Linked DNA regions of Homo sapiens: region 1 is linked to region 2. A link is a loop called in an ENCODE intact Hi-C map of the cell type or tissue named here. Cell type or tissue: GM12878. All regions are shown on one strand. Each heading gives the region's core, and the rest is flanking DNA. Links, peaks and the distances in the headings are about the cores only.

Evidence for each region. A loop is a pair of places that touch in the nucleus more often than their neighbours do. Peaks named below come from ENCODE experiments on the same cell type or tissue, not always from the same donor. Only the 100,000 strongest peaks of a DNase experiment are listed, where the experiment ranks them.
Region 1: it touches region 2 in a loop (3-fold over the local background); 6 of 110 quality-filtered maps call a loop at or near these places.

The regions. Positions count from the first base shown.
Region 1 is chr12:89,957,874-89,968,125 of GRCh38, reverse strand. All of the region lies in intron 6 of LOC105369890 (a long non-coding RNA gene), which reads right to left. Among named protein-coding and RNA genes, the nearest start is that of LINC02399, 15 kb to the right of the region's middle. RefSeq lists enhancers at 1,665-2,205, 7,666-7,895. In GM12878, for the core only: a CTCF peak has its summit at 5,156; DNase peaks (open chromatin) are centred at 7,303 and 7,765; H3K4me3 peaks cover 925 bases; H3K27ac peaks cover 1,914 bases.
Region 2 is chr12:89,876,842-89,887,093 of GRCh38, reverse strand. No RefSeq gene overlaps it. Among named protein-coding and RNA genes, the nearest start is that of LINC02399, 66 kb to the left of the region's middle. RefSeq lists enhancers at 2,445-3,370, 6,206-6,275, 6,356-6,485. In GM12878, for the core only: no CTCF peak of the experiment used is centred there; DNase peaks (open chromatin) are centred at 4,201, 4,951, 5,152 and 6,193; H3K4me3 peaks cover 1,136 bases; H3K27ac peaks cover 4,813 bases.

The DNA of each region.
Region 1 (10,252 bases), core at 896-8,895, 81 kb before region 2:
AACTGCATTTATATTATTTTACTTGATTAATTCATTTAGTATTTCTTCCTTACAATAAAATACATTTGCAGAGTGAATGTTTGTATCTTCCCTCCAACCAATTCACAGGTTGAAGCTCTGCCCTCTAGCCCTCTAATGTGATAATATTCAGAGGTAGAGTTCTGGGGAGGTAATTAGGTTTAGATGAGGTCATGGAGGTGGGGACCAAGATGGGATCTGTGCCCTGTCGTTTAAGTGATAGATTCTTTTTTTTTTTTTTTTTTTTTTGAGACGGAGTCTCGCTCTGTTGCCCAGGCTGGAGTGCAGTGGCTCGATCGCAGCTCACCACAACCTTTGCCTCCCAGGTTCAAGAGATTCTCCTGCCTCAGCCTCCCGAGTAGCTGGGACTATAAGCATGCACCACCAAGCCTAGCTAATTTTTGTGTTTTTAGTAGAGATGGGGTTTCTCCATGTTGGTCAGGCTGGTCTCAAACTCCTGACCTCGTGATCCACCTGCCTTGGACTCCCAAAGTGCTGGGATTACAGGTGGGAGCCACCATGCCCAGCCTTAAGTGATCAATTCTATGGTATTTTGTTATAGCAGCCAGAACATACTAAGACACAGAATGTGTGAAGTTTTTCTTTTTTTTTTAAACTAAAATTGACTTCGAGTGTTCAACATCACTTTGGCTACAGGGTTATCTGTCTCTCCTCTATTGTCAATACATTGAACATTTAAAAAATAAGATTAATCAGTTGTTTTGATTTCTCAGGAATACTGCTAGTGAAAAGAAAAACTGTACTTTTAAAGAAATTAAGTGAATTAAATGATAGAATCAAAAAAATAAAAATTTACTCCTAACATGGAGAAGTAGCCTTTTCCCTACGCCAACCCACACCCTCCTTTACCTCCTCCACCACCAAATATGCACACACACACACACCCTTCTAGAATTGAGAAGACAATATACCATTAGAAAAAACAAGGTATTGGTTCTCCAAATTAGACTTTTAGCATGGCATTTTACTGAGCAAATGAGTATGCAATTCTCAGTTCTTCCTTGGCAGAAGAGGCATGCAACACCAGGACAGTCTCAGTTACCTGATTTGACACATGTGTATTCCACGGCTGAGGTCCCAGGGTTACAGGGTTGAGGAGTTAGAATGAAGAGGAGATCAAATATCTCAAGAGTTTCTCTTTTCTATTAAATGTCTTTGGAAATTTGCTGTTAAATATAGGCTGTGACCTTCACCCCCATAAAGGTCTCGATAAATGTCCTAGAGTTTATTTTTTAACTTTCATTCTCCCTATGACTGTTTAATTATCATCAATTATCAGTTCTCGTTGTTCCCTTGAACAATCCTTCTGTTTCTTAAAAAGAACTTTTACTGATAAGGTCAAAGGGTGCCACGTTTCAGTTTTCTGGCTGAGGGCTGTCACTCACTTGTTCCATTTTCTGCTGTTCATGTTCTACCTTGATCCAGGCTAGTATGTCAAGGAAGGGGCCATCTCAGCTTTTTCACATCTTGAGGTAACAGAGGCAGACTTAGCTGTGAGATTGATTCTCCAGTGATCTAGCCAGGCTACTACTGCTATAGAAGGAACACAGAGCTGTGTTTTTGAGGAGGAGATTTCAACTATGGACAGTGCTAATCTTTCTTCTCCTTTCGGAAGAAGGAATGTTCCTTTCCACTGTTAATATCACATCAGGTTGGAAAGACTTTCCTGTTCCAAGCCCCCACCTCTTACCTCCAGTGTGCAGATTCATTAATTATAGAATTGAATGTCCTCAGAGAAGGTAATATCAAGCTAAGAAAAGTCTGCCAACGTGTGTCAAAGGACATCACTCTACTTCAACATACAGCCTAGTACTTCACAAAGGCAATACAGGATATACCTTGCAGGAGTTTGTTGTAAAGGCTGAATAAGCTAATTCATGTAAGCACTCAGAACAATGTCTGGCATGAAGTGCTCAGCTATTATTATCATGATAATGATGGTGATTGAGGCAGCCTGGTGTTGCAGAAAGAATGGTGTTCGGAAGAGCAAGAGATTTGGGTTTCAGTCCTGATGCTTCTGCCCACTGTGTGGTATTGGACAAGTCACTCAAGCTCTGAGCCTCAAACTCCTGATCTGAAAAACAAGAATAATTTTACCTCCCATGCAGGTTTCTCAAGGGATGATAGAACCACATGTGATAAAGGTTTTTAGAGCCTTTCATGAGCCATGAAATGTGGTACAAATCATAAGGGTCACGGACTGCAAGCACATGAGGACAGAGACCACATATAGAATCTGGTCAGATATCTATTACAGAATAGGCACTCAACAATATGTGATTCACAGATCGAAGTATCCACAGTAGAATCACCATTATGGCTGTCATTATTTCCTCTCACTCAAATGTGTCCTTCCTTTACTAATATGTTTTCATTTATTCATTCAGGGCTGACATATATCTGCTAATATCGCAAAGGCTGTACCCATTGGTAAACAGTGACAACTCAAGCTTTTCCTTATTTGAACACTTGTTTCATATTTACTACTTGAACACAATACTCATAATGCCATGTGGCACATTTCAAAGCAATTTGAAGTAAACTTTCAAAACAATTTCCCATGTATTCTCTTATCTGATCCTCACTACAACTCTGTCAGGTAGGTATTTTATTATTACTCTTACTTTACAGGTGAGGGAACTGACGAAGAAAAGAAAAGAAAAAAGAAAAACTAAGCCCAACAGCAAAATGGGTCCTGATGGCCTGAAGAATAAAGTTGAAATCATTTCACAGTGTAGCATCACGGTCAAAAACACATTGTAAAACCACATTCCCTGGAATTCAAATTCTAACTCTGCCAGGCACTGAGAGATTAAAAAACTTGCCCAGGGTCTCAGTGCCTTGGTTTCCTTACCTATAATAAGGAGGTAATAATAGCACTTACCTCTAAGGTAGTTGAAAGAATTCAGTCAGTATACAAAAATCATTTAGAAAAGCCAAGCACTAAATGAATGAATATTAGTTATTATCATAATTTAGTCTGACATTCAGTATTGTCGGCAGTCTAAACTGAGCCTATCTTTTCAGATGCTTCTCCTCTGCCTTTGGATATATTCTCTTGTCCAGCCATCCTCATCCACAGAAGACCTAACACAATCATAGATGCTTGAGAAATGTTTGTTGAAAAATAAATGAAGGAGGCCAGGTGCGGTGGCTCACGCCTGTAATCCCAGCACTTTGGGAGGCCGAGGCAGGTGGACCATGAGGTCAGGAGATCGAGACTATCCTGACTAACACAGTGAAACCCCGTCTCTACTAAAAATATAAAAAATTAGCCAGGCGTGATGGCACATGCTTGTAGTCCCAGCTACCTGGGAGGTTGAGGCAGGAGAATCGCTTGAACCCAGGAGGCAGAGGTTGCAGTGAGCCGAGATTGTGCCACTGCACTCCGGTCTGGGCAACAGAGCGAGACTCTGTCTCAAAATAAATAAATAAATAAATAAATAAATAAATAAATAAATAAATAAATGAAAAAAGGCAAGAAGGAAGACAAGCCATGTTACACCTTTCTCACTTTTATGCCCTATTCCCTTCATCAAAGCCACTGCTGGCTTTTTAGTTTCTTCAAAGAGTGTATAGTATAATGACTTTTATAGTCAGCAAATCCAAGATGTTTTTTTGTGTCTGGTCTGACTTGCTTTTTCTGAATTACTTCTGCTTATCTATATATTGCCATCATAAAGGTTTCTTTTCCCCATCATAAACCACCTTTGAATATTTTGCAAGATAGTTTGTATACATTGCAATATGATGAGATGCCATTAAATTTATTTAATTTTTATTCTTGGTATATATCTATAAACAGAAATTATAGCACTGAAAGTATTTTTAGAAGTTTTCAAGCCTAGAAAAGAATTGCATTCCATCTCCCTGCAGGGTTGAGGGTGATTGTGCTTCTCAGCACTGAAAAACAAGGGCGGAAGAATAAAATTCCTGAACACTGTAATTTGCCTACTCCTTCTGCCAATTTTTTTTAATTTATAGCCTTGCAAAAACTGATTTTGATCAGATCCTTTAAGAAAACATTTATAAAATTTTCATTATTATCTCTTCTTCCTTAGTATAATCCCTGCCCTTTATGTAATACAGAACCAGTATGTCAATAAATAGTGTTATTAGTGTTTCAAAGTAAGATGAATGAGTATTCGATATTTTTGTACAGTGATTTTTAATAGCATGCTTGTATGTTTAACAAATGTTGTGTTTATAGATACAAAACCTGACTATCCATTTGAATTTTTAAATATTTGTATTCGGACTATCAGTGAGAAGCTTATGTTACCGCACTGTTTTCATAGTATCTCAGACCCAGGCCTAGGTTTTGGTTTGTGCCTCTGTTTTAGTTGGATATTACATTACCCCAGGAAGAAAATGTCTCTGTAGGTAGAAAGAAAGGGAGGAATTTCTATGTTTTATTCATTTCCTCTCCCATATATGAGATGGCATTAGTTTCTACTTTACTACCTCAAACAAATTTGGGTACATGCACAATACTCAAGACAGCATCCTAGGAATTAGTTGAAGGAAATCAATATAAAGTTTTTTTTTTCTTTTTTGGCGGGGAGCAGGGAGAGCTAGTATTTCTTATACCACAGCTCAGTAAAGTAAATATTCTTGCCCCAAGACTTGGACTTAAGACTTAAATCATAGTCACTATGTTCCCATTATTTCTAATTCTAATATATTTTATTTTATGGTTATTTTTCATACTTTTCAAGCCAAGCCCCAAGACTGGAGTCTTACTACCATCAAAAACATGGGAGTTTTGCCCACAGTAAAATTTTCAGCAAGGGGGGAATAATTTTTTTTTCTTTTTCCCTACTGTCTATGCTTTTTTTTTCATTCCTAAACCAAAATTTCAATGATAGAGCTACCCAATATTTTGTGCCTAGCTATTTTCCAAAATGGGACATATTTGATCCTATAAAAAGACATTCTATTTATTCAAAGTGCTTATTTTAAATGTTCCTTCATTCAAGGTGGTATTTTTCTCAGGCATCCTACAGAGAAATTAAGTAAAATTTAATCATGTTCCTATGGCAAAGGAGAAATTCTCCGCTGTTGGCAGAATTGAAATTGTGAGTGTAAAATCACTATTGTATGATGATTGGTGATTCCATTGTTCTCCAGTAGAGGGGTGGAAAAGTTCTTTTTCATAGTCACTTCGTTTATTGACTAGTTAACACAGTCATAAAATCCTTTGGCAAGGAACTGATTTTCTTCCTTTAAAAGTAATCAAGAATCTATGGTTTTAAGTGGGTAAGAGGGGAGGAGAAAGGGTCACTTCCTGGAGGCCTGTCTGGTTAAACTGGTTAGGCAGTCTAATTTTTCCAACAGTAACCAGAGTGTGAAGGTAATGAGGTATCATGGTTCAACGGTTCACGCCCATGGCAGAGAGAGTTTGGACTTTTTCTCATAAGCTCTGTGCATTATTTGCAGGATACATTCAGTCATCTGAATTCAATTGGAAGTTCAGGTCCCAAGTGTGGGAACTATCCTTATATATGAGGTGGGAGGTTTAAATGGAATTTTTCTAAAAAGTCAGTTTAAAATTGAATGTAATTTTTAATTTAAATAATATTTATCATCCCCAGAAGTGTAGCAGCTTCCTAAATTACAAAACAGAAGAATCACACTAAGAAACTCAAAGAGATCACATCACAAATTAAAAAACAAAAACAAACAAACAAAAAGAACCTCAAGAACAGAGACTCTTGAGTCTTGAGTTGAGAGCCACCTTTACAGGGCAGGTAAATGGCTACTGGAAGACAACAGAGCTAGAATTTCCACTCTTCCTTTCCATTAGTAGGTGCCAGTCTCCCATATACTCCTAACACAGACAATATGTGTAAAGGCTCATTCTTATGAGTTTTTAGTGTGTAACGGAGTGTTTTATTGTCTCATTCTTGTCAGTTCTTAGTGTGTAACAGAGGTAGCCTGTCTCTTCTGCCCACAGATCTCTCAAGGTGTACAAAAGTGCCCCATTTCCCCCCCATCCCACCCATATTTAAGATAAACAAGCTCCTTCTATAGCCCTTCGGGGGTCTACTTGTCATTAAGTGCTCTCTCCCCAGTGCTACTGGAGTTTGTCATCCAGGGTATGATGGTTCACAGGGGGCTTCCAGAAACCCAGATCAGAGTAGGATTCTGCTGTTATGTTGGGACAGCCAGAACTACTAATAGGTCTCCAAGAAGGGGTATAAAGATGGATTTTCTAATCAAGTTGCTCTAGGCATTCATAAGAGGACCTTCGATGCAGCCCTTTTCTGGAGTCAGTGATCCTAGAAACTCTGAAACTACTGACGATATCAGAATTAACTTAGGGATAGGACTCAAGTATTAGAAGTGTCCCACTACCCGAGCTCTGCCCGTCTTTCCCTTCTCTCCCCAACCCCTCCCCCTCTTTTCAATAACAACAAAAAAACAAAATTGACAAAAACTTTCAATTCTCCTCAGAATCCAGCTCCTCTCTTTCATTCCAACACAAAAGAGATCATGCTATTTCTCATCACCAATATTAGAACTTAAGGGCCCCTCAGGATGTACCCAGGCCATAGAACATCGAAGACCTGTACATTCTTTAGAAGAGCAAGAAGGATGCATGCCATTTCTTTTGGCCAATAACTCCCTTTTCATCTACCTCCTTTGATGCAAGATACTCAGGGAGACTTCTTGGTACGGAAATGAAAACAAAACTCTAGTTAAGGTCTCAGCAAGTCACCCTCCTAGCTTAAGTTTTTGAGAAGATGCATGTGACAGGGAAGGAGAGTTGCATCTGAAGAGAATCAAAATCCCCTCTTCCTTCAAAAAGGAAGAAAGGATAAAAGAAAGTGGAGAGGATAGATGGAGGGAGAAAGGGAAAGAAAAAGAGAAAGGAAGACAGAGAGGTAGAAAAAAGAAAAGAAAAAAGAAAGAAAAAAAGAAAAATAAAGAAGGGCTCTCAAGGGAGGAAAAAAGGAAAAGTGAAAAGAAGAATAAAATTTTAATTATGTGACAAAATATTTGAAAAAGCAACTCTCTAAGTTATTGACATTTTTATAGTGGTGATGTGATGGACAAGGCTTGTCATAAAACGTTAAGGTGACACTATAAGTTTCAAAATAATAAAAGGGTGCTCTTGCTGAAGCATGTGATAAGCCCCATACCCATGAGCTGTAAAAGAGTACATTAAACCTGGTCACCCTGCCCAGGCATTATAGGATTGCACACCCAGGACTGTTCTAGTGATGACGAGGTTGTTGAAACTCTGCCAGCTGACTTTTGAACATGGTGCCTGTGTAACCTAATTCCTTATTCATTAAACAGTCTGCTCCCTCACAAGCAGTTTGTGTGCCCATTATCTTGATGGGACCCATGCAGGATTGCCTCTGTCTTCACACTTGAGTTTGCAAGATCCCTGATGACAACATGGATTCCTACCACACAAGAAAACAAAGCAAATTTATTGAACTCCCAATTGAAAACAGTAGCAAATCAAGCTTGCTTAACCAAAATATTTCTCATAGAAGATTAGGTTATCATTTTTAGGGTGATGCTCATGAATATTAATTTCTCAACAAGGACTGACTAGGAATCCCCCAGTTCCCTAATGGAAATTAGCAATTCTCCAAACCAGCAGAAACTTATGTGGTCAACCATTTCAGTTTGCCAGGGACTAAGGGATCACCTAGGATGTGGGACTTTTAGTACTAAAACTGGGGAAGTCCCAGGCAAACCAGACAAGCTGGTCACCCCTAGGGAAACTCCCATTACTCACCATTCTCCTTTCGGCTTCCTCAGACTTGCAGCTCACAGGCTATCCTCAGAGTTCTCTAGGACTGAGCTTCTACTTTGATTTTCACAAACATCTATTTATGTAACCTGCCCCTCCACTGGACACAAGGGCGGAGAGATGTCTCAATCATTTTTATGTTCCAACCTCTGGCTTAGAAGAGCTTGCTGAACTGAGATAGCCAAACAACTGAGTTGATCTTCTGCTGAATGTCAACTGAATGGGGACTGTGATACCCTCAGGTAAGAACTGTATTTTCTGCACAGTGTACACACTCCCTGCCTCCCTAAATTAAACTTAGCTTGGAAAGGACTAGAATCTCTTTTAAAGCTTCACTTTCTCACATTAAACTATGTGGTTTTCTGAAGACTCTTTCATACACTGGCATAGAATGCAGTTCAGGAGTCAGACTAACCTAGATTCAAACCCAGGCTCCACAATTCACCATCTCTGTGACCTTAAACAAGTCATCTAACATCTCTGTACATTACTTTCCTCACATATGTCTTTCATCGTGCTGTTGGGAAGACCAAATGAGACACCTATATGTAGACTGCTTAGCTCTTAGCTTTATGGTAAGAACCAACATATGGTAGTTATCATTATTCTACTTGGAGTTTTCTTTCTAAGCACCAAGGGAGCAAAGATGAGACTAGTTGGAAAACAATACGTTTAATAAGATATCCCAAGTTTTTTTTTTTAAGCCCGGAGGCTCTACCATCATGTATTTTTTTTATTTTTTACACCAAACTTGCACTTTTATAATTATGATAATCTGTCTATGCCTATAATGAGCACAGTACTATAACCTAAGGCAAAAATCACCAGCAACTCTACTATGTACACGGCAGGGAAGGGGGAAAGCCTCATCTCCCCACCCTACCCCCCATTTTATTACTTAAACTTCCCATTATGTGAGCCATTTATTCAATTTTTACTGAACTTTTCACAAACCAGAAAGCCACTGGAGTTGGTCCAACCACTATAAAATTTTACTGCTCTTTGTTATTGCATAATAATTCCTAAGAGTTAACATTTTACTTTTCTTCTAAAATAAGGGATTTGCTTAAAGCAAGAAATCTCATTATTACTACTAATGATACTAAACCCAGTACATTATTGCTCTACTAAGAACTGATAAATTATCAGAACAAAGTTTAAAGTTTGTTCTTTATATTATAAGAGAAAATATTATATTTTCTCTTTCTCCTTCCCCTTCTCTTCTTCCTCCTCTTTCTCCTTATTTCTAATTACATATTTATGTTTATGTACCCAAGGAGTATGTCATTCTCTGAGGATGCAAATTGAAACAACACAGAAATAATACTTATTCAATCATAAGTGCTTAACGTGCTTTATAATGATGTCTCTTTCAAAATGCTCCGTTTAAGTCTGTTTATGAGATGCTGCCACAATAGGTATTTCTGATAAAATACCGCATATACATTCCCCAGAACAACACATCCTGCAAAAGCATGCACTAAAAATAATGCAGCTTATATAAAATAAAGAGTTAAGAGAAAACCACTCAACACTCATGCAATTTTGAGAATTCTGAGAAGGTGGTGGTAATGGTATAGTTTTTGAAGCCCCCTAAATAAATCTTTCTTCAAAATAAAAAGCAATTAAGATCCCAAAACATATACAACAAAATCAGATGACAAGATATCCTCTGAATTCCAAAATCCAAACAGGAGAAGACAAAATACCATATATATTCACAATCTTATGACAAAATGAAGTTTGTAAGAAATATATATATAGTATATAATTATATTTGCTGTGACAATATACCTATATTACAACTATAAAAATGGCAGAATGGGGACGCTATCAGAAAAGTAGAATAATCTTGATGATTATCTTATAGTTACTAAAATAAATCCAATTATTTTAATACTGATTAAATTGATGCAGAATACTAGCTAATATCAATATATCTCATAGAATGGACTCAATAGACAACAAAGGCAGGGGCAGAACAGGAATGGGTAATTTTTTTAATGTTAGCATAAAAATTAAAACAAAAGAGCAAGCCTTTATTAATACCAAAAATATATACTTTAAAAATAGAAGAAACAAATAAAATGAACCACCTAGAGAAAGACACATTCTTCAGTGAAAAAGGGAGAGCAGAGAAAATTGTGTAGTATGTGCAATATTTTAATTTAATTGTTTCTGACAACCTTGAGAACCAGGATTCTCAGGAACCAAAAAAAAAAGAAGACATAAGTGAAAGATAGAAGAAGTTAAATTTAAAAAACTTGTGCGCCTAAATTTGAACTGGAAGTGTCAGTAGGAATCATAATATAGCTTATCTTTTTAAAAGATATATTTCTTAAAATATGTATATTATGTGTATATGTATATATACATAAATGCATACACATACATACATACATGATATACATAGATCCATTAGCATTCCTATGTCTGGATTAT
Region 2 (10,252 bases), core at 1,263-9,262:
CTATCTTGTATAAAACATTAATATTATTTGCTTATTTAATCAAGGTTTGTTTTCCAAAAGGATCTTTTCTCTCACTCACTTTTATGTCTAACAGTATCCTGTTTTCTGAATTAAAATGCATAGTTCTCAGTAGTATAGATTTTATTTGGTAGGTATGCTATACAAGATTCCTACAATATTGCCATGCACATGTAGATGATTAGTATAGTTCAAGTATATAGACATTTTCAAAGGAAATGTTATATCTCTTTGTATATGTATATGTGGGGGTTTATATATATATGTATGTGTGTATGTATGTATATATGTGTATATAAAGATGTGTGTGTGTCTTTATATACACATATATACATACACACATACACACACATATATATAGTCAAAAATTTGATTGAGGCTTCTGCCTCTTTTCTAAGAGGCCAATAGTTTTTAATTCAATGTTCTATCTCAACAAGAGTTATCCAGCTACCCACTATTTCTATTCTGTGTCTACACAGGTACTGATTGTCACACCCTGTAAAAAATTGGAGCCACCAAATTTCTTTCTTTTTTTTTTTTTTTTGAGATGGAGTCTCGCTCTGTCGCCCAGGCTGGAGTGCAGTGGCGTGATCTCGGCTCACTGCAAGCTCTGCCTCCCGGGTTCACGCCATTCTCCTGCCTCAGCCTCCTGAGTAGCTGGGACTACAGTGGAGCCACCAAATTTCATGACTGACTCCCTGTTCCAAGTTTTCCTGCCTCCAAGAATCTGACCTTTCATATCACACTCAGACACAGATGTGCACAGACCACTGGTGTGATCGGTAAACTTTCCTATTCCCTTTAAAGAATGGTGCACTTTGAACCTGGTCTATGCAAACCATCTATGCTAGTACGGTGAATTTTCAACCGTGTTTTATAATACAGTATATTGGAATGATTAAACCGGGTTCTCTGTAGTGCTTTCATAATAAATGATTTCAGTTCTTTAAGTTGAATCTCATTTCTGAGAGTTCACATTCATAATGGAAATCTATCATCTAAGAATTAATAGCAGCCTCATAGATGTCTCCAAAATTACTACAACTTACCCATTGGGATCTCCTAAAATAGGCATTCAGGTACCAGAAGTTGATCATGTAGGCATTCTGTGATGAGTTTAATTATGCCAAAGAATGCCTACATTTGTCTTAAATCTACTTTTAGAAACCAGTTGTCAAAACAGTCCACAATGTGTGGATCTGTGGGTGAACTCCATAAACAGGTGTCACTATATTTTTCTGTCTTGAAAAATACATCAAGTAGTGTCTGCTAGCTGCCAAACAAAAGATTACATAGAAATACTGATGGAGAAACAGGACCCATAAGACATCAGCTCATCCTTAGCTTGTGTGTTTAAAGTCAATCAGCTTTACAGAGTGTCCCATTTACATTCCTCATATCACAATGTCTATACTTCCTTGCAGAAAATTTCTTGTCAGGATTTAAAAGAGGCCATCGTTGATAAGATTAATGAGCTCCATCTAAGAAAATGAGCCATTACCATGTTTATCACCAATTTTTCCCCCAATAGCTATCTCTGTAATATATAATAAAACTCTGCAGACAAATTCTTCTACCCTCTTACCTTCTGCCTTTGTAAATTTGCCATGTAATAACAACATTTATTCATATAGAAGGCTGCTTAGAAAAGTATGTGTGGTGTCCTGAATGGCTGCCACATTTTATCTCAGCAGAGTTCCATTCTATGTTAGCAGGCAGAGCAGTCCTCTTTCATTGACAGTGTCAAAATAGATACATCCTCAAAGAGTTAAGACATCTGTGGTGCATGCTATTAGGGTTAACCTCAGGTTCAATCAGCTACTATAGTCCAAGAGGAAAATGGACTCCAAAGTAAGCTCCCAGATCCAACAGGGTATTCACCCCCTCATAAAAGGCTCCCAGATTAAGATCTGAAGAGGCTTTTATAAGCTGATCCCCAGGGTCCCTGGGAAAACAGTGTGAGTTCATCTACACAAGGTAATGGGTTATGACAACATAACAGAAGATAATACCAAAAAAAATACTTCTCCCAATATTATCTAACACCTGATTAGAAATGGTAAATAAAAGAAATATTTAAATGACTTCTATTTTGACAGTTAATAGACTTGCATTCTACATCCTCAGAAGAAACAAATTTCTTGGCTACGTTTTTGCACTAAAGTAGTTAAATCCGAAAGCCAATGTTTCTCTGAGATCTTATATATCATCAGTTGGGCTAAGATCAAATATCCTCTTATTCCCTCTCTTCAATTGTGTTCTGGATTGCAAAAAAGTTTAAGCTCCAAATGAAAAGGAATAGATAAGTATTTTGCAGCATAAAAATAAACTGCCTGTTAAGTATGATCTCTTAAGGAGTATAAAATTTCTATAAGCTGGTATACATGTTGCATGTGGCTCAAAGACTATCCTGCATTTTCCACCAGTCTGGTTTTTAACTGGCTGTTCCAAGGCCATAAACTCTCAGAGGGAAGCTCTCTGTAATTTGATATGGAATTTCATGATTTAGAGGCCCACGGCAGGAATGATGGAAAGGGAGTTTTCTCAACTCAAAGCTCCTATAGGGAGATCAAAGCTCATTATCTGAATCTTGGACTAGTTTATTTTACAAAGCCAGAAACTAGCATAAGCTTTGTTAACTCCTTCAATTTTATTCTTTGGGTGAAGAATTCTAAACACTTTCCAGAAAAGTATATTAAATGCCACTGGATGGAGGAAAAGAAAAGCTGAGTACATCCAATATGTTGGAGGACAAATAGTGGGAAATCAAAAGTTAGAAGATTAGCCTAGTTTTTCATAGAGACAATCCTTTAATCTTTCCCAGGAAATAAAAGGCTTCCAGTGAGGGGAAACAATGGACCTGAACAGCAGGAGTATTTGGGATGGGAGCCAGTGAGCAAGAGTCACTAACAGAGAGTGGTAATTTGGAATGAATTGCTGTTTTGTGTTGTGAAGCACCAGGACACAGCTGGTGTACTGGCTAACCTGAGGATTTGTAGTGACTGCATTGAAATGGTAATGAAGTTTTTATTTTATGATTGCAGATGTTTGTAGATTATTGTTATTAAGCTTATTAGAGTAACAGTACAAATATGAGATTTTTGTTTACTTGGTATCTTATTTATAAGAGCTTTGTTAAAGTCTTTTTAACCCAAGTCAAGAAAATAAAAGGCATGCAGTAACCAAAATGTGGTAAACCATCAGGCAATCCTTTGTGTGTGTGTGTGTGTGTGCGTGCGTGTGTGTGTGCGTGCGTGTGTGTGTATGTGTGTGTAGGGTTCTCCTACCTTTGAGGCAAATCTGAAAGTTTCCATGATTGTTGTGCCTTAAGTAATATTGTCAAGTGATCTGCTCAAAGGTAAAACACACAATCATTATATTAACAGTGTTTAATATCAGTGGTCTGGAGTTGGACTGCCTAGCCAACTATGCCATGTACAAACTGTGTAATGTTAGTTACTTGACTTCTTTATGTCTCAATTTCCTCCTGTGTAAAACTGGGGTTAAAAAAATGCTACCCCTTTCATAAAGTCATTCTGAAGATTCAATGAGATTATCTGAATAGAGCCTTGGCAATTAATGTTCACTCTTACCTAAAAGGGTCTTTAATGTGGAAGAAAGTTTACGCATTTTATTCAAAAGGCTTGACACAAAGAAATTCATTGCGAACTCTATTGTCTTGCAGACTGTTCTGCTTAATCAAGTAATCCGAAGTATACATACATGTTTTATGTGAATAACAAGTTTTAGAAGCAATGAAATAAATAATATTTAGTTGTTTTATTGTTAGGCATAGATGACCTCCTTTTAATAATTTAGAAACTGCTGAAGAACCTTGAAATCTCTCAAGAAATTGTCATCAGTGACTACCAAGTAGTATCATAAGATATACTGACAAAAGTGTTGGAGATTCCAGCTATAAAACTCCCAAATGATTTTGCTTTCATTATGGTTCTTTTCCTAGCTGGCCAGAAGGACACAATAAATACATAGGAAGAGAAATGAGCATTCACTGGGGAATTCAATTTGTAACTTGACAGAACAATTTCCTTAGGTTGAAAAATTCAAAATCCCCCAAAATAACCCATATGTAAAAATAAAGTCATTATCATTATACATTTCAAAATGAAAATAACTACTAGTTGGCCAATTAAAGTGAAACCTCTTTCATATTGACTACTCACCAGTTCCTTCCAGTGTTGTGATGCTGATGATTTAGTACCAATTTGAGAAACTAATGAAGAATCCTGTGATTCAATGAAATATATTTGGAGTCTACTCATAAATTTTCAATAAGTTGAAAACTACTAAAAATTTTCAAATAGGTATATATTTTCTGGAGTTTTCTAACAAAATTCAATAGAAATTGGTTCATAGTCAGTGGTTATAGAGTAATAGCTTAAGATATTTTAAGGGTTTATTTTAAGTACTATACTATAGAGTTTGTAAAATTATATGTTCACCTCAATGTATCCATAACCTATTTCATTAACCCAAGGTACCCACTTTGGGTTATGACTTCGGAAGTAATAAAAAAAAAACACATTGTGTAAATTATAAAGCACTAACTTGGAGTAGGGTGAATGTCAGGGAATTGGGAAGCCAATCAATTTAAATATCTCTAAATTCAAAAATGATTCACTTCAGAAAAGTTCCATTCTCTAGTAGGTATTTTTCCCAAGTGGAATTTGTAGATTTAAAAATGATGTAAGCCTGGAGCTGCCAAGGATCAACACATAAGGAAAGATTGTGTGAGAATGAAACTAACTCAGAGGAAAGCTGAGCCCAAGAGACTGAGGGAGACAGGCCCTGGTGACATCATTTGAGGCCTCAGAATTCAACCATGCCTGGGCTTCTTAGTTCTATGAGCCACTAAGCTCTCTTTATGGCCTTTGCCTGTCAGAGCTGGATTTCTGTTACTTAAAAACAGACAGAACCCTGACTTATACAGAGACTGTGGTCAGAAATTTTGAGGAAATGCTTCAAACTTTATCTCTCTTGCAAATTCTTATTGTGCACTAACTTATTAAAAGATCTGGGAAAATCCACTGGAAGGAAACTTGTTTATCTTTGTTGACCACTGTTTTCAGTCTTGGTTGATGATGGAACCTCCTTTCACCCAACACCTATGAACATATTTGGGAGTGGGATACTCATCTAGGGCATGGTGGAAAAAGAATTGTCAAAAAATATGTGCTGATCACTCTTGTTTGACTCCAGCAGCATTCCAGAAGAAGAAAGCCATTAAGTGAAGTAGTCTCCTATTTATCAGATGAGCAAGTCTAAATGAGTAGGGAGCTGAGGTTCATCCTCCTTTGCATCCTATATCCCCACTGCACAAGGGCAGGATGGTGGACATCTACCATCTCTTTAAATGGCAAATTCTAAGGTGCTTACGATAACTTGCCGGTCCTTCCCTCTGCCATGTTCTAATATGTCAGTGGTTTTTCCTGACTTCATTTCTCTCTTAGTCTGTTGGTGCTGCCATAACAAAATGTCTGATATTGGGTAATCTATAAGGAACATAATTTTTTTTCATGGACCCACAGCCTGGAAAGTCTAAAATCAAGGCACTGACAGGTTCAGTGTCTGGTGAGGGCCTGGTCTCTGCTTCCAAAATGGCACTTTGAACCCTGTTCTCACGTGGCAGAGCCCTCATGACCTAATCACCTACTAATGGCCTCACCCCTTAAGATTGTTGCATTGGAGATTAACTTTCAAACTGAATTTTGGAGGTGACACAAATACTCAAACTATAGCATGCTGCCCCTCATCCCCCAAAATTCATGTTATTCTCACATAAAAAATAAATTCATTCTATCCTAATAGCCCCAAAAGTCTTAACTCATTCCAGCATAAACTTTAAGTCTAAGTCTAACATCTAATCTAAATATCACCTAAATCATATATAGGTGAGATTCAAGGTATGACTCATCCTGAGATAAATTGTTCTCAAGCTGTGAACCTATGAAATCAAACAAGTTCTATGATTCCAAAATATAATGGTAGGACAGGTACAAAACAGATATTATTTCCATCTCTGAAGGGAGAAGTAAGAAAGAAGAAACGGGTAATAGGTCCCAAGTAAGTCTAACACCCAACAGGCAAATAACATTAAATCTTGAGGCCTGAAAACAACCTTCTTTGACCACATCCTGTGAGGCTTGTGTCCCCAAGACTCTAGGGGACTCCACCCCCATGGCTCTTCCGAGTGCAGCCTATGCAATAGCTCGCATATGTTTGAGTCAAATGCCTTCAGCTCTGCCAGGCTGAAACAGCATTCTGGAGGCTCTACCGTTTTAAGATCTCAGAGATCTTCAACAATAAGATTCCCCACTCCCATGACTCTGCTGGTCATGTTCCTAGCAGGACATCCTGTGAGGATTTGTCCCCAAGACTCTAGGGAACTCCACCCCCATGGCTCTTCTGAGTACAGCCAGAGTATCCCACTCCCAAATACGTTCATAGGTGTTGGGTGACAGGAGACCTCATCATCAACCAAGATTGAAAACTGTGGTCAACAAAGATAAACAAGTTTCCTTACAGTGGATTTTCCCAAATCTTTTAATAAGTTAGTGCACAATAAGAATCTGCAAAAGACAGATTCTAGTTTGTGCTACAGATAAATAGTTTGAAGGATTTCCCCAAAATTTCTGACCACATAAACAAATGATATAAAATTTACATAGTAATCTGATTTTTAAAGGAAGGGATTCTTTAATAATTTCTTATTTATTTTCGTTCTGAGAGTAAAAATCAGCATACTCATCACTTATATAATATAAATTTGAGAAGAGCTCTTCATGAATTCCCCATTCAATTATTTTATCTTTAAATAAAAGGTGAATCGTGTTAAGCATTTTAATCAACTCTTTGGAAAGCCATCATAAATACATTTCTCCGTTTATGAGTAACATGGAAAATAAGCGCTGACACAAGATAATCCTAAAGATTACTGCTATTCAATAGCCTTGTGTACTTCACTCTTTGGGTGTTTAATAAATACTTGCTGCTTGATTAACTTTAAGGAATAGAAAGATTCTCTCACTAGTGTGAACAAAAGAAGTGATTGTCACACACCCTGTGTTCTGCTTTTATTCCCTTTCATTTTTTTTTCTTATGTCTGCTAGAATAAGAAATAAAAAAAATAGAGAAGTTCATGTTTGGAAAAATATGAGTACTTAACATGGATATGAATAAATTATTACCAAACTGCATGTAGCATGAGTATATAACATTGAGTCAAAATTAATGTAACAGAACTTAAAACTGGTCAAAAATTCACTGTATCTCCTAGAATTTGGAGAATCGGTCAAATTTTACTAATATTTTGAACATGTAACCATATTTGAGTAATATTGCTTTCATTAGAAATTTTCTCTTTAACCTAAAATGCATGCTAAGTTTTTTCTGAACCCTTAAGCATGCTTCTATTATCTACAAGATAATTTTTACCCCACTTAATTCAGTCAATGGGTATTTATTAAATACCCCCTATCTGCCAGGTACTGTGTCTGCAATGAAAAAAACACACATGTCCCAGCCCTTATAAAACTTGTATACTGGTAAACAGTCTCAGATTGTATAATATAAACCATTGGCAAAATGGAGTTCTGCTTTCAGAAAAAAGTGTACTTTATAGCAAACTTGGCTAAAACACAAATATTCCAGTAAATAGGGCATAACTGCCTGTGCTGTTTTAGAGACACAATTCTGAAACCAAACACTGACTTTGAGTGAAGTAGAGCTTAGTTCAAATTCGGCTCTGCTCCTTTTTGGATTCATGACTCTATCTATAAAATCAGATTAATAACCCTAAATTCACAGGCATAATGTGAAAATTACATGGAATTTGTACAAGGAAGATTAAGTAGTAAGCCCCCCAAAAGTGACAGCTCTTGATACTGCTACTACTTCTGCTTATATCTTACTTTGTAAATCAGAAGTTTGAATTGAAACCAGAAAAACCTCAATGCTTGTAGAGGGCATGTCCTGGTACATTTACATATATCCGGAATTTTTTATTTAAATATCCTTGTTCATAAAGCCTTTCTAATTACAAAAGCCACTGTTTTTCCTTTTAACACTCTTTTATAGTCTTAGAATAGTGCAGTACTTTTCAAACTTAACAACTTCTGGACCTTAAATTGAAGAGTACTGCACTGTATATATTTGAACCAATGACTTTCAGTAAGTGTGAGTGTGTGTGTAAGTGTGTGAGGGTGGAAGACACTTCAGTGCTTCCTTCCCAGGATTATTAATGTGAATTAACTATTAACTGATCAGTAATAAAGATGATGCAGTGAGAGAGAGTCAAGTTGAAACTGGACTGACTTCCAAGGTTATATCCTAATATCAGTAATTGCTTTGTAACTCTTAGGAAAATCCCTAATTTGACTTATTTTCATTCACTTTAAAAACCATAATCAATTATAAGTTATATTTCAATCCATTCCAGTTGAGTTTTCTTTTCTTTTCTTTTTCTGAGACAGAGTCTTGCTCTGTCGCGTAGGCTGGAGTGCAGTGGTGCGATCTCTACTCACTGCAACCTCCGCCTCCCGGGTTCTCGAACTCCTGACCTCAAGTGATCTGCCTGCCTCTGCTTCCCTAAGTGCTGCAGTTGAGTTTTCTTACCACTTCTAAGTAACACACATAGAAACTTGCTTCTCCTTCACCAAATGTTTGAAGAGGACATTTAGAAACTGTTACTCCTTGATAGCAGTAGAAGGATCACTTCAAATTAGAGTTGGAGAGAGTCTGATTTACAGAATGACAGTCTTAAAGCATTTAAAATGAAGATTATTTGGCAATTACCTAGGAAAGATTAAATATGTAGTAATAGTTTTATTAGTGTTTGCATTACAGGATTTACTGCTGTTTGTGTATTTGGTCACATGTTCCTTTTTTCCAATCAAATATTTGTGTTTTAATATGACAAAAAGTGATCAATTATAAATTTGATTAAAATAAAATTTCTAAAATGAATTCTAACATTTCCTTCCTATGAATAAGTACTTGTTAAATCTTTAAAATCACATATAAAGACCTATTTCCAAACAATAGGATTTCTTTTTCCATTACATATGATGATACGCCTGGCCAGAGCAGCCACATGTCATTGTTTATTCATTTATGCGAGATTTACATTTCATAGATGTCCATGAGCCCTTTTATCCTTAAATAAACAGTTTTATAAAAAGATGTATTACTTGTAAGTCTATATCATGAAAAGAACTTTTTCCTTTTTTGATCTGGCCTCCTCCTACCCTCACTTCCGTCATTTAAAAAAAAAATTTAAAAAGAAAGGGTCAGAGGAAATAGCTGGGGTTGGAAGGAGCCTAAAAGAATAAAAAAGCAGTTTATCCAGCAGCTGGTGGTTGCTTATTTGACATAGAAGTGACCAGACTCTTTCTAGATGTTTTCCTCCCATACACGATCTATAAACTTATAAAAAACTTAGAATATATAACACTTATTATAGATAACACTTATAATAATAAATATAAGTACATGCTTTATATGTGACAGATATGATTACTGTCTATGAGGATCTCTCAGTGTTTTGCAGGTCTTTATTTTTTAAATAAATAATCTTTAAAAACATTCCTGCAAAAAGAGCATAAGTCAGATATCTCAATTTTTAAAGGCTAGCGTAAAAAGTAAACATGAAGAGGCTAAGTTAAGGAAAATGCTCATGAAGATTCAGCTCTGGCATAGAATGCTGGTGTGAGTGTGTGTGTGTCCATGTGCACATGCACGCACACGAATGTGTCTCCATTTCTGCCTTTGCTTCTCTATATCTTAGGGTTTTTCTGTTTCTATGTTTCTCTAACTGGATCTCCTCTCTTACTTGCTTTATCAATCAATCTTTGGCAAAGCTGATTTTCCTTTATCTTGTCTGGAACATATTAATTGTCCTATTACAGTTTATCTTATACAAGCCGTAAGTTTCAACCCTTGCCCTAAATCTTGGTGTCTGCTCCACTAAAATATGGCAAATGTGGATGAATACATGTGAAACAACACATTCGAGGATGCAAAATGCCCTGATACATGTGGAGAAGGGAGTTGGGGAAGCAATGCCTGATGAATAGGAGAGAGGGGTTGCAGATATGTGGTGGGTATTTTTATATGGAGAACGTGATCATAATCCTATAACTTCTACCATGACCAAGGTAAAGGTATGGTACTGCCCCCTTAACTCCTACACAGTCAACAAACCCCTCCTGGGCAT